Linked DNA regions of Homo sapiens: all the other regions are linked to region 2. The links are chromatin contacts, found by Hi-C or POLR2A ChIA-PET in ENCODE. All regions are on one chromosome and are shown on one strand. The core of a region is the stretch at or near the end of the contact, and the rest is flanking DNA. Distances in the headings are between cores, read along the strand shown.

What was found. Hi-C counts contacts between places; a loop is a spot of excess contacts on that map. ChIA-PET counts read pairs that join two places held with the same protein, here RNA polymerase II (POLR2A). Pooled maps may share reads with other maps.
Region 1: a loop to region 2 is called in a pooled map, with 9 times the contacts of the local background. The contact joins the promoter of METTL26 here to the promoter of TELO2 in region 2. A Hi-C loop is called at or near these places in 3 of 37 single-sample maps with no recorded cell type and 3 of 50 pooled maps. POLR2A ChIA-PET finds 5 or more read pairs at or near these places in 2 of 52 experiments (H1 and PC-9).
Region 3: a loop to region 2 is called in a pooled map, with 4 times the contacts of the local background. The contact joins the enhancer-like site here to the promoter of TELO2 in region 2. A Hi-C loop is called at or near these places in 1 of 50 pooled maps. POLR2A ChIA-PET finds 5 or more read pairs at or near these places in 3 of 52 experiments (H1, Panc1 and WTC11).

Annotation. Positions count from the first base shown.
Region 1 is chr16:634,138-638,142 of GRCh38, reverse strand. METTL26 (methyltransferase like 26) reads left to right here and starts at 1,838. Exons shown (of 6, transcript NM_032366.5): 1 at 1,838-2,049; 2 at 2,369-2,531; 3 at 2,803-2,862; 4 at 3,187-3,254; 5 at 3,346-3,424; 6 at 3,499-3,713. The coding sequence starts at 1,853. The coding sequence ends at 3,546. It overlaps TRG-CCC2-2 (tRNA-Gly (anticodon CCC) 2-2), which reads left to right and starts at 1,337; the gene lies at 1,337-1,407. LOC100287175 (a long non-coding RNA gene) reads right to left here and starts at 1,191. Exons shown (of 4, transcript NR_149003.1): 1 at 1,087-1,191; 2 at 17-120. RefSeq lists enhancers at 34-808, 2,239-2,898 and silencers at 1,827-1,946, 1,997-2,176.
Region 2 is chr16:1,491,665-1,495,288 of GRCh38, reverse strand. It overlaps TELO2 (telomere maintenance 2), which reads right to left and starts at 1,929. Exons shown (of 21, transcript NM_016111.4): 1 at 1,684-1,929; 2 at 673-1,043. The coding sequence starts at 1,007. RefSeq lists enhancers at 1-322, 1,224-2,124, 2,222-2,271 and silencers at 1,492-1,691, 1,702-1,751, 1,922-2,011.
Region 3 is chr16:2,021,693-2,025,410 of GRCh38, reverse strand. No RefSeq gene overlaps it. Among named protein-coding and RNA genes, the nearest start is that of NHERF2, 3.4 kb to the left of the region's middle. RefSeq lists a silencer at 1,935-2,114 and a cis regulatory region at 1,114-2,803. Within about 2 kb of position 1,815, at least 19 of the 41 ENCODE cell types and tissues checked have a DNase peak (open chromatin) inside an H3K27ac peak, as active enhancers do.

The DNA of each region.
Region 1 (4,005 bases), core at 589-3,088, 860 kb after region 2:
TCAGGCAACACTAAACCTGCCATGCGCTGGGCACTGTAGGCAGCTCCTGAACGCAGCTCCATTCAAGGGGGGAAGCAGGGAGGCGCAGAGAGACTGATCTCGGGCTCCTCTTTCCTGTGCCTAGGGAAGCCCAGGTGAAATCTGGGTGAGGAGAGGTGCATGGGCCCCAGGAGAACCACTGGTCATCATAGGTCCCTCCTCCTGGGGCTCTCCTCGAGGTGGGGGTTGGGGGCAGGGTGCGCATTGAAGGAGGCGCAGGGAAAGTGCTCAGCCCACAGAAAGAGAGATGGAGGCGGCCAGTCAGGCGAGGAAAGCGTGGGCTTGGGCCGCAGAGCCTGCTGCAGGGTCTGGCCAGTCACCACCACGGCGGACACCAACATCTCCTGGCAGGGTTGTCCCTGACCCCTGACTCCCTGAGCCCCCCATGGCCCGCGTTCCCAGTCCCAGACTGGCAGCCTGTAAGCCACTCTCCTACCCTGAGCCACGTGACTGGCCCTCCCTGGTTTACCCCTTCCAACGTCCTTGCCCTAGCCAGAGCGATATGGGGTTCCCATTGGTGAAAAACGGCTCAGCAAAGGCGCTAAGCCAGTCCTGAATGCAGAGCCAGGCGCTTGGCACTTTCTGGAGAAGAGCCCGGCTCTGAGGCTGGGACCCCAACCCTCGGGCGCACATAAATCGCGGCCTGTGACTTGATTTCGGGGGTCACCGACCGACCCCTCACGCTATCCGTGGGCCCTGAGCTGGTGCTGTTACCCCAGTGTCACAGAGAAACCCTGGGGCATTATTCGTGCCCCTCCCGCAGACCGCCCAGTTCTGCAGGCTGGGACCGCCCGCCCCGCCCTCTGCCGCCCCTGCCGCCCCTGCCGCCCCTGCCGCCCCTGCCGCAACCCCGCTCTGGCCCCGCCCCAACCCGCCAGTCCACACTCATGTCCCGCCCCCCAGCCCCGCCTCCCCTCTCGGACCCGCCCCGATATGGCCCCGCCCCTCCGGCAACCCCGCCCTAAACTCGGACCAACAGGGGGCCCCAGCCCAGCCCCGCCCTCTCCCCAGCCCCGCCCCGACAGGGCCTCGCCCCCATCGGCTCACGAAGGCCAACGGCTTCCACGGCTCAGGCCCGAATCGAGACTGTCCTCCAGCTCGCGTCCTTCACGCCCGCTCCTTCCCCTCCGGCACTGGGGGGCACCGCGAGACTCTTACCCTCGCGGTCCCGCCAGCTGGGTCCTCCTATGCAGTCGCCAGCTCCCTTGCGCTGAGCCCGGCGCCAGCGGCGGCGCACGCCCGGAGGACTTCCCGCGTCACAGTCTCTTGTCTCCGCGGGCAGCAACTGTCTTAGACAGCGCCGCTGGTGTAGTGGTATCATGCAAGATTCCCATTCTTGCGACCCGGGTTCGATTCCCGGGCGGCGCACTTAGTTTTTTTTCCCATTTGAACATCGAACTCTCGCTAACGCCAGAAATTTAAAAGTAGAGAAAACCCGAAACCAAGGGAAGGCGCCCAGTCTGGCGCAGCGCTGACACAAATTTCGGAGAGTGACACAGGTGCCCTGAAAACCCTGGACGGCCATGGGCGACAGGGTGCCTGAGCTGAGGCGCCTGTAAACCAGCAAGCCAAGCTCGCCGTTCAGTCCCCTGCCTGGGACCGCCACACACCGCTGAGCCGCTCCCCACCGTGCCTCTGGCGACTGCTGGTCCTTTAACAGGAGGCGCGCGTGCTCCTGGGAGTTGTAGTTTATCAGCTTCCGACGTGCCCCGCGGTATCTGGACTACAGCTCCCGACGTGCCCCGCGGAAGCCCGGCCACCGCCCCCGACGCGACCCGCGCCGCGTCCGCGGCGGGGAGTTGTTGCTGCCGCGATGCTGGTGGCGGCGGCCGCGGAGCGGAACAAGGATCCCATCTTGCACGTGCTGCGGCAGTACCTGGATCCGGCCCAGCGTGGCGTCCGCGTCCTCGAGGTGGCCTCGGGCTCCGGCCAGCACGCAGCGCACTTCGCGCGGGCCTTCCCCCTGGCCGAGTGGCAGCCGTCGGACGTGGACCAGCGCTGCCTGGACAGGTGCGGCCCCCGGGGCGGCCACTTCTATCGGTGCGGCGGTCCGGGGCCTCAAGAGCCCACGGCCCGCAGCCCCGGAGGAAAAGGATGCGGCTCGGGCTCTGAGGGTGCGGGGTGGGAGCCTGGGGGTGCCCCCGGGGCAGGCCCTAGCTGTGCGGCCCCCGCGGCTGCGGAAGTGGGTGGACCTCGGGGTCCCCCTTCCCAGCCGCTTTGGTCTCCGCTCCTCAACGTGCCCCCCAGCCTCCCCTAAGAAATTCTGTGGGGGCGTCGGAAAGGCGGGTGCACAGGACTCGGCCCCCACCCAAGCGTTCGCCTCCTGCAGCATCGCGGCCACCACGCAAGCCCAGGGCCTGACCAACGTGAAGGCCCCGCTACACCTGGACGTGACGTGGGGCTGGGAGCACTGGGGCGGGATCCTGCCACAGTCGCTGGACCTGTTGCTCTGCATCAACATGGCCCATGTCAGCCCCCTGCGCTGCACGGAGGTCTGTGGGGAGCCCAGCATGGGTGTCTGCCGTGGCACCACTCACCCTGCATGGGGGCAGCTGGGATGCCAGATTTGCCCCCATCACAGTCGGGGTGAGGGTCTCCAGCCTCCCCCATCACAGTCGGGGTGAGGGTCTCCAGCCTCCCCCATCACAGTCGGGGTGAGGGTCTCCAGCCTCCCCCATCACAGTCGGGGTGAGGGTCTCCAGCCTCAGGGCCTGGCTTCTGTTGGGGGCAGCACCTCACTGCCGTCCTGTTCCTACTCACCAGGGGCTCTTCAGAGCAGCAGGACACCTGCTCAAACCCAGGGCCCTGCTCATCACCTACGGGGTGAGTGGGCCTGTCCACGGCGGGCCTCCCGCTCCCAGTCCTAGCTGCTGTCTCCTGCCCTGCTGAGAGTCCTCCCTCCTGGGCTCCCTGCCCCCCGCCCAGCCACCAGCACGGCCTCCCCTCCACTTCCAGTCTGTACCCCTCCCTGGGTCATCTGCCAGCCTCCCTACCCCCTTGCCCACCAGGCTGGCCTTGGCTGACTCCCTCTTGGGGACAGGGAGGGGGTGCCCTTTCATTCTCCAAACCCCAGCCTGCAAGTCTGTCCCAGGCTCTCTGGGAAATACCCCGACCTTGGTCCAGTGGGCTGTGTCCCCATGCCCACAGCCCTATGCCATCAATGGGAAGATCTCCCCCCAGAGCAACGTGGACTTTGACCTGATGCTCAGATGCAGGTCAGAGCTAGAGGCGGGGGGTCTGGCTCAGGTGGCAGGTGGCTTGGGTGGCACCCCCCAGGCCATGACTCCATCTCCCCACCCTCTGCAGGAACCCAGAATGGGGGCTTCGGGACACAGCCCTCCTGGAGGACCTGGGAAAGGCCAGTGGCCTGCTCCTGGAGAGGATGGTAGGTGGGGGAGCGGGGGCCCAGGCAACCTCTCTAGGGGTTGAGGGCCGTCCTCCAGCAAAGTGTTTCTCCAGGTGGACATGCCAGCCAACAACAAATGCCTGATCTTCCGGAAAAACTAAGCCCCTCCTTCACCCCCGCACACCTGCATCCCTGCCGGAGGCTCTGTGAGGCACGAACCCTGCCTCCCTAGGCCGGACCTTGTGGACGACAGCCCCACCCAGTCTGTGCTCTCAGCCGCTGGCCGAAGGGCCCAGCCTGCTCAGAATAAAGCATGTCCTGCTGCCGGCTTGCTGGTGTCTGCCCCACCTCCTCCTAGGAGCACCTTGTGAGGTTGGGTGGGAGACGGGGTCTCCTGTGGGGTCAAGGGCTTGGGACGTCCTGATCCTTGCTGCTGGAGCTCGGGCAGTGGGATTGGGGCCGAGACAGCTGCTGAGGCAGGATGGAGCTGGTTGGGGATGCAGGGGCGGACAGGCACTCCCTGGTGACCTTGTACCAAAGCCCAAGCCCCAGTGGGTGTCAAGGCCCCAGCGGAAACTGGCTGGGCATGGGGCACCTGGAAGGATGAGGGTCGCCCGACC
Region 2 (3,624 bases), core at 680-3,179:
CTGCCACAAGGAACCAGCAGCCCGGATTACACGGGCAGCCCCAACAACATAACCAGCGTGAAGTCCAAAACCACAAGCCGGATGGGAAAATCTGTTAATCCATTCCTAAATAACTGCGATTACTGTGTGAGAGCTCTCGGGGCCCTGAGCGGCTTCCCCAACCTGGAGTCTCACTGGACACCCCTCCCCTGCTGCTGACGCGGATAACTCAGTGCTTGCTTTGATCACAGCAACCTCTGAAAACCCAGCTTCTCAAGATGCAGTGTCCCGGCAAGGACTGCAGTGTGATCTGAGGCTGAGCCTGGGAGCCGGCTGGGGCTGGGAGTCCACATGGGACACGTGTCAGTGATGACAGCTGTGCTTCCCTGGAAAACCTGGAACGTCCCCAGCTGACGGGCTGCCTCTGCCGCCTGGGATGTGAACACTCCCACCCCATCCCTCTCTGACACAGCCGGACGGGGAGCAAGTGGGGGACTTTGTGAGACACAGCAGGTGCCTCCCGTCGCAAAGGAGACAGACACAGACCGCTTCTTCTGTTCAGGGGTTCAGCCAGGAGCAGGCTCTCTCTCTAGCCCCTCACAGGGACTAGAGAGGCTCTTGGTCCAGTCCTTCAAGCCACTCTCATCACTTCTGAGGCTACCGGCAACCCCAGGATGGGCCCAGCCCACTCACCCCGCAGCACCCTCGATGGTCTCCATCAACACCAGGAAGGCTTGGTCCGCCGGGCCCTCCAGGAAGAAGCTGGCCCACAGCTCCTCCAGGCGGCCATGGGGCAGCAGCTCCAGCCAGGCTGGGCTCAGCCTGCTGGCAAGACATCTGAGGACAGGCGAGAAGTGGGCCGAGGCAAACTCCTCCTTCTCCCTCGGGAGCGCTGGAGGCTCCATCTCACCGAGATACCGCTTCAGGGACTCCAGGGTGCAGAAGATGTGGCCGCCATCCTCCGAAGACGAGAGGGCATGAATGGCTTCCCGGACGGCGAGTCGAACCTCTGAGGGTGCTGGCTCCATCCTGCAGGACAGATCTGGGCGTCACGGGAAGACGACCTGTGACATGGACACAGGGCTCAGCTTGGGGCACGGAAATAATCCACACAAGCTCAGGAAGCCCCTCGGTGAGCGCCCCGAGACCCCACACCCCTCAACCCTGGTCCCACCCAACCCTGTCCCGCCTCCTTCCCCTCCAGTGCCTGCCGGTTTCCACCCAGAGTTCGCTCCTCCGCTCGGACCCCAACGCTACCAGCCACTGCAGGGCTTCTCAACCCGGGCCACTGTGCCCAGGGAACATTCTCAGTTGTCTCAACCGGGAGTGCCACTGGCGCGAGAGGGAGGTGGAGGCTAGAGATGCTGGTGAGTGTTCCCCGGGCACAGCGCGGCCCCACGCGTCCTCGCACCCAAGGCGGGAAACTCGGCCCGCGGGAGCTGCCGGCCCTCCCGGCTCCCTGAGCGGTGAGAGGTGGCTCCAGTCGCCATTCCTCCGCCCCTTAGAAACCAACAGCTTACGGGGAACACGGGTTCGGGGCTAGAGGAGCCGCACGCGGACCCGCCCCCGATCCAGGCCCGGACCCCGACCTGTACCCGGACCCCGACCGGACTCCTACCCGACCTGGACCCGACCCAACCAGACCTGGAGCCCAACCCGACCCAACCGGACCCCCGATCCCCGATCCCCGACCCCCAACCCGACCTGGACCCGGCTCCCGGGTGACTGCAGCGCGCTCAGGCGCCGCGCGCCACCGATTCGCTGCAGCCGATTCCCCACGGCCGCCGCGGCCCCGGACGAAACGCGATCGCGGCCCAGCCGGTTGGCCCCGAGCACGAGTTCCTGGGTCCGGGCGAGGCTCCCGCGGGTTTTCTTGAGCCTCTGGGGCGGGTCTCCGCGGGCCTCTCAGCGCGAATCTGCGGAGGACGCCAGGCGGGAGGGCGCATCTGCGCCTGCGCTGCGCGGGGACGGGGCGGAGCCTGGACGCGGGAGCGGGGGGCGGTGGGGTGGGCGGGGCCTGACGCGTGAGTGGGGCGGGGCCTGAGGGCAGGGCCGCGCTTCCCCACGTGGCTGCGAGCTGGGTTCGCTGCGCCCGGGTGGTGGGTTCTCGCCTTAGTTTCTCCCATCTCGGTCGTCCCTACCCTGGAGTGATGTCAGCCGTCTCTTCCCTCCGCCTCGGGTCCCACATTCTCTCCAGAACGCCGAGCGTTCGCTCTAAGGCAGATGTTTACCAAGACAGGCCTGGCTCGTCTTCCCCGGATGTAAGGCTCTGCTTTCAAGGGTCAGAGGCCAGTAAGGGAAACGCACGGTACACAAGGAAGTAAAAGAGCAGTTGAGATCATGTCAGATCTGAACAATTGCAGCTCCGTAAATGAGGCCGGGTCGTGGAATAAAAACTGCGACCAGTAGGGTAAGCGCTAGACGCATGTGGCTCTGTAAATTAACTGAAGTTAAATAAGTCCAGTTCCCTTGCAGCACTAGCCCCATCTCAAGGGCTCGGTACTACCTTTGGCTGTGGCCGCCAGGCTGGACAGCCGGACACTGAACATTTACAACATGCAGTGCCTTCTGTACACCGCAGCGGAGTGTGGGGGGCTTCATCTTTGTGGAGGGGGCAATCCAGGAAGACACCTAAAGAGGCGCCATTTCAGCAGTGATGGATGTGGGAAAAGCTGGGGAACAGTTATCCATTCAACAAACATTGATTAAATGCCTGCTTGGTGCACCAAGCCTTCTGAGCAACAAATGATGCAAAGTTCCTGCTCACCTATCGGGGGAACAGATAAAGTACATACGAAATATGCCAGGTGACAGGCCTCGAGCAGAAAAACTGGCAGAGGCCGGGCCCGGTGGCTCACGCCGGTAATTCCAGCACTGGGAAGCTGAGGTGGGAGAATCGTTTGCACCCAGAAGTTCAAGAATGGGAAAAATAGTGAGACCCTGTCTCTACAAAAAATTTAAAAATTAGCCAGGCACGGTGTCATGAGCCTGTGATCCCAGCTACTCAGGAGGCTGAGGTGGGAGGATGGCTTGAGCCCGGGAGGTTGAGGCTGCAGTGAGCCATGTTCACTGCCACTGCACTCCAGCCTGGACAACAGAGCAAGACCCTGTTTCAAAAAAAAAAAAGGAATCAAAATAAAAAACCGGTAGGGTAAGAAAATAAGAGCCAGTGGCCGGGCACAGTGGTTCACACCTCTAATCCCAGCACTTAGGGAGGCCGAGACGGGTGGGTCACAAGCTCAGGAGTTCGAGACCAGCCTGGCCAACATGGTGAAACCCCGTCTCTCCTAAAAAAAGAATAATAATAATAATAATAGTAATACAAAAATTAGTTGGGCGTGGTGGCATGTGTCTGTGATCCCAGCTACTTGGGAGGCTGAGGCAGGAGAATTGCTTGAACCCAGGAGGCAGAGGTTGCAATGAGTGGAGATTGTGCCATTGAACTCCAGCCTGGGTGACAGAGCGAGACTCCTCCAAAAAAAAAAAAAAAGAAAAGAGCCAGAGAGCAGTGGGTGCTGTCTTACGTAAGGTGAGAGCTCTGAACAGAACACCTTAGAGCAGAGCCCTGAATGTGTTGACAGCCAGGGAAGAGTCTCACTGGCAGGAAAACGGCAGGTGCAAAGGCCTGAGGCCGCAACTGTTGCC
Region 3 (3,718 bases), core at 566-3,065, 530 kb before region 2:
ATTCCTGGGTAAGGCTGCTTCAGGCTCCCGCCCGGCCGGCCGCTTCCATCTCTCTGTCTGCATGTCCAGAGGCTGCCTGTCTGGCCTGTGGCTGGCCTCCCTGGACACAGCCTGGTGCTGCCACCCTTGGAGTCTGTGAAGATGGCTGTGGGCAGTGTGACCCACCACCACGCACCCCACATACCACACCTGTTTGGGCTTAGGGGGTCATCCCACACCAACCAGGTCCACCCAAAACCTGGCAGGCTGTAGCTTCCTGGCCACACTAGAGTCGAGGGAGGTGGCTGGATGGGAGACTCCAGCAGCCCCAGGTCCCCTGGGTAAGGGGGCTTGCAGACCTTACCCGCCCTGGGTGGGGCAGACGCCTGATCAGCCTTGGGCATACACCATCCTTCCCTGGCCCAGGACTCAGCTGATTCCTACTCCCAGTGACTGAAGATGGGCTGAGGGGCCGGAGCAGTGGCTCACGCCTGTAATCCCAACACTCTGGGAGGCCGAGGTGGGTGGATCACCTGAGGTCAGGAGTTCGAGACCAGCCTGGCCAATGTGGCGAAACCCCGTCTCTACTGAAAATACAAAAAAAATTAGCCAGGCGTGGTGGTGGGCATCTGTAATCCCAGCTACTGGGGAGGTTGAGGCAGGAGAATCGCTTGAACCCAGGAGGCGGAGGTTGCAGTGAGCTGAGATTGCGTCACTGCACTCCAGCCTGGGCAACAGAGCTAGACACCATCTCAAAAACAATAAATAAATAATTTAAAAACAAATAAAAAAAAAAAGATGGGATGGAGAACAGCATGGCAGAGGGAGGGGCCACAAGGGACATGAGGTCACAACCAGGGCCAGGAACCAAGGAAATATCACCGGACACACTGCTGCTACAGAGTTAACAAAAGAGTCCCCAAAGCCATGAAGGAGCTGAGGAGGGTAACAGAGTAGCAAAGGGCCGGGCAACAAAGGAAGTGGGCCTAGCAAAGCAGGGAGCAGGAGGAATGAGGCAGCCAGAGAGGAACCAGAGGTCACGATTTCAGAGGAGGTGCAGAGTCAGTGAGAGGGGACAGTGAGTCCAGGGGCCTGGAGGAACAGGCGAGGAAGGGTGACCTAGAAGCTCTCGGGGGCAAACCCTCCCAGGCCTCTTCTCCAGCCAGCCTCCGGAAGCTCTCAGCCCTGGTCCGAGGCTGACCTTGGCCCGTATGGGTGCTGCGCTGGAGGCAGAGAAAGGCGAAGGGAAGCACCTGGGCAAAGGTGTTCAGGGGCCGCAAAGTGCTTGGTGTCTCGAAGAAAGGGCTAGGGAGGTGGGCGGGAGGGAGTAGGGTCAGCATCGAGAGGAGGGTGGACTTTATTTTCCTGGTTCTGTGGGGTGCAGATGGGGTGTGGGTGACGTGGGCTCCCCGGGCCCCAGCAGGAGGGAAGAAAGTCAAGGCAGAGGCAATCAGAGGCTTGGGAGATCCCCCAACTCTCCACCCAACCCCCTTAACCCACGCCTGCCAGCATGCTACCCAGGCGTGGGTCCTATCCAGCAGAGGGAGAGCAGGTCTCAGCCGTTCCCCTGGGCTGTCGGTGGGGGGTCCACCGGGGTGGGGGCCGCCCGTGCACTCCTGTTTTGGCAGGACCTTTCCTTCGGGCCTTGAACCCGCATCCCTCCAGCAAGGTCCCAGCGATCTCAGGGAGCCCGAGCCTGGACCTGGACCGGGGCTCCGGGGTGTGGCCGTGGCCTGGGGCCCTGTCTGGGGGTGGGGCCACTATTCCGACTCCCGGTAATGGTCCAGAGCTGCTCAGGCAGGCGGGGCTTCCTAATGGACATTAATGGCCCTTCAAGCATAACCAGACCGCGCCTAGGGCCTCTTCCCTCAGGCTGCACCATGCCTCTCTTTACATTCTGAAACTGGAGCAGGCGGAGCCAGCGCGACAGAAGGAGGTGACCAACAGAGACCCACAGACCAGACAGAGAGAGAAGGCCGGGGGACTGCGACGACCCAAGAGTGGGGAGAGGCAGGAAACCGCTGCCGCCGACGGGGCGACCCCGCCCACCCGTCGTGGCCCCGCCCACTGCGGCTCTAGCCCCGCCCGTTGCTGGAGGCGCGAGTCGGACGCTACCGCCCGGAACAGTAGCCGCGCAGCGCCACCTGGCCGGAACTGGTGGCATTGCATCGTGCGAGGAGTTGCCCCAGGATCCTGCCCATCTGGCTTCCTTCCACTCGATCCAGTCCTGTGGGGTGGGGACTGGGGTGAGGCTGGCGCCCTAGGCCTGGTTGCGCTGCAGGGGAATAAGGGTGTGGAGTGGGGGAGGCAGAGAAGCCTCTCATGGGCTCTGTCTCCCCATCTTGGACCAGGCAAGCACCAGGGAACATCACTGAACGCCCCCCCGCCAGCCCCGCGAGAACAGAGCTTTGAGCACCTTGGCCTGCGCAAGGGGAGGCCAGAGCTGAAGCAGCCCCAGGAAGAACATTTAACCCAGCCTGGGGCCCTGGAGTCCTCCTTCGGCGGGGGAGGTCCCGGGCTGTCCTGGAATCTGCAGTCTGGAGCAGGCGGTGGGGAAGGGGGAGGAGGCAGTGGGAGGGGCGGTGAGAGCAGACAGAGCCAGCCCTGCCAGAGCACGGGTATCGTCCCATAGGCAGTGGGGAGCCCTTGAGGCGTGGTGTGGTGGTGACGAGGTCAGGACATCCATGTTCTTAGAGGTCAGGTTCAGTGAGGAACAGGGGCAGGAGTGGGAAGGAATGAGCTCGCAGGAGAATGAGTTGCCCTGTGAGGTGTGTGACCACCTCTTCACCCAGCACAGAGCCGGAGGGAGGGCTAGATGGAACCAAGGGCTCCATAAGAATTGGCTGTTGGCCGGGCGCGGTGGCTCACGCCTGTAATCCCAGTACTTTGGGAGGCCAAGGCGGGCGGATCACGAGGTCAGGAGATCGAGACCATCTTGGCCAACATGGTGAAACCCCGTCTCTACTAAAAATACAAAAATTAGCTGGGCGTGGTGGTGGGCGCCTGTAGTCCCAGCTACTCGGGAGGCTGAGGCAGGAGAATGGTGTGAACCCGGGAGGCGGAGCTTGCAGTGAGCGGAGATCATGCCACTGCACTCCAGCCTGGGCAACAGTGCAAGACTCTGTCTCAAAAAAAAAAAAAACAAAAATTAGCTGGGCGTGGTAGTGGGCACCTGTAATCCCAGCTACTGGGGAGGCTGAGGTGGGAGAATCATCTGAGCCGGGGAGGCAGAGAGGCGGAGGTTGCAGTGAGCCGAGATAGTGCCTCTTCAGCATGGGCTGGAGACTCCGTCTCAAAAAAAAAAAAAAAAAAAAGAAAAGAAAAAGAATTGAAGGGGTGGAGATAAAAAGCACCCACATTTGGGAGACAGACACACCTTGGAGATGGAAAGGACCTACCAGTGAGGGGAGGGGGGCTTCTAGAAGTGGGGGTGGGGAGCTGGTTCCACAGAGGCATCCTGGAGCCAGGCCCAGGACCACCTCTCCCCCAATGCTTGCTGGGTGGCCCCAAGGGGGGACCCTGCCACATGGCCACAGGAGGGCTCCAAGGGTGGGCTGCATCAGGGCATGTGACCTTGGTGGTTTGGGGTCCAGGACAGTCATTGGAGTCCCAGGGAAGATTAGAGAGGGTTGAAGAGGCAGCGGGAGGGAGGAGGGGCCCAGACCCTTGGGAAGGGAACTGGAGGGGGCCTGGTGGATGGAGGTCCTCGGTGTTCAAGATGGCAGGGCACATTTATGTG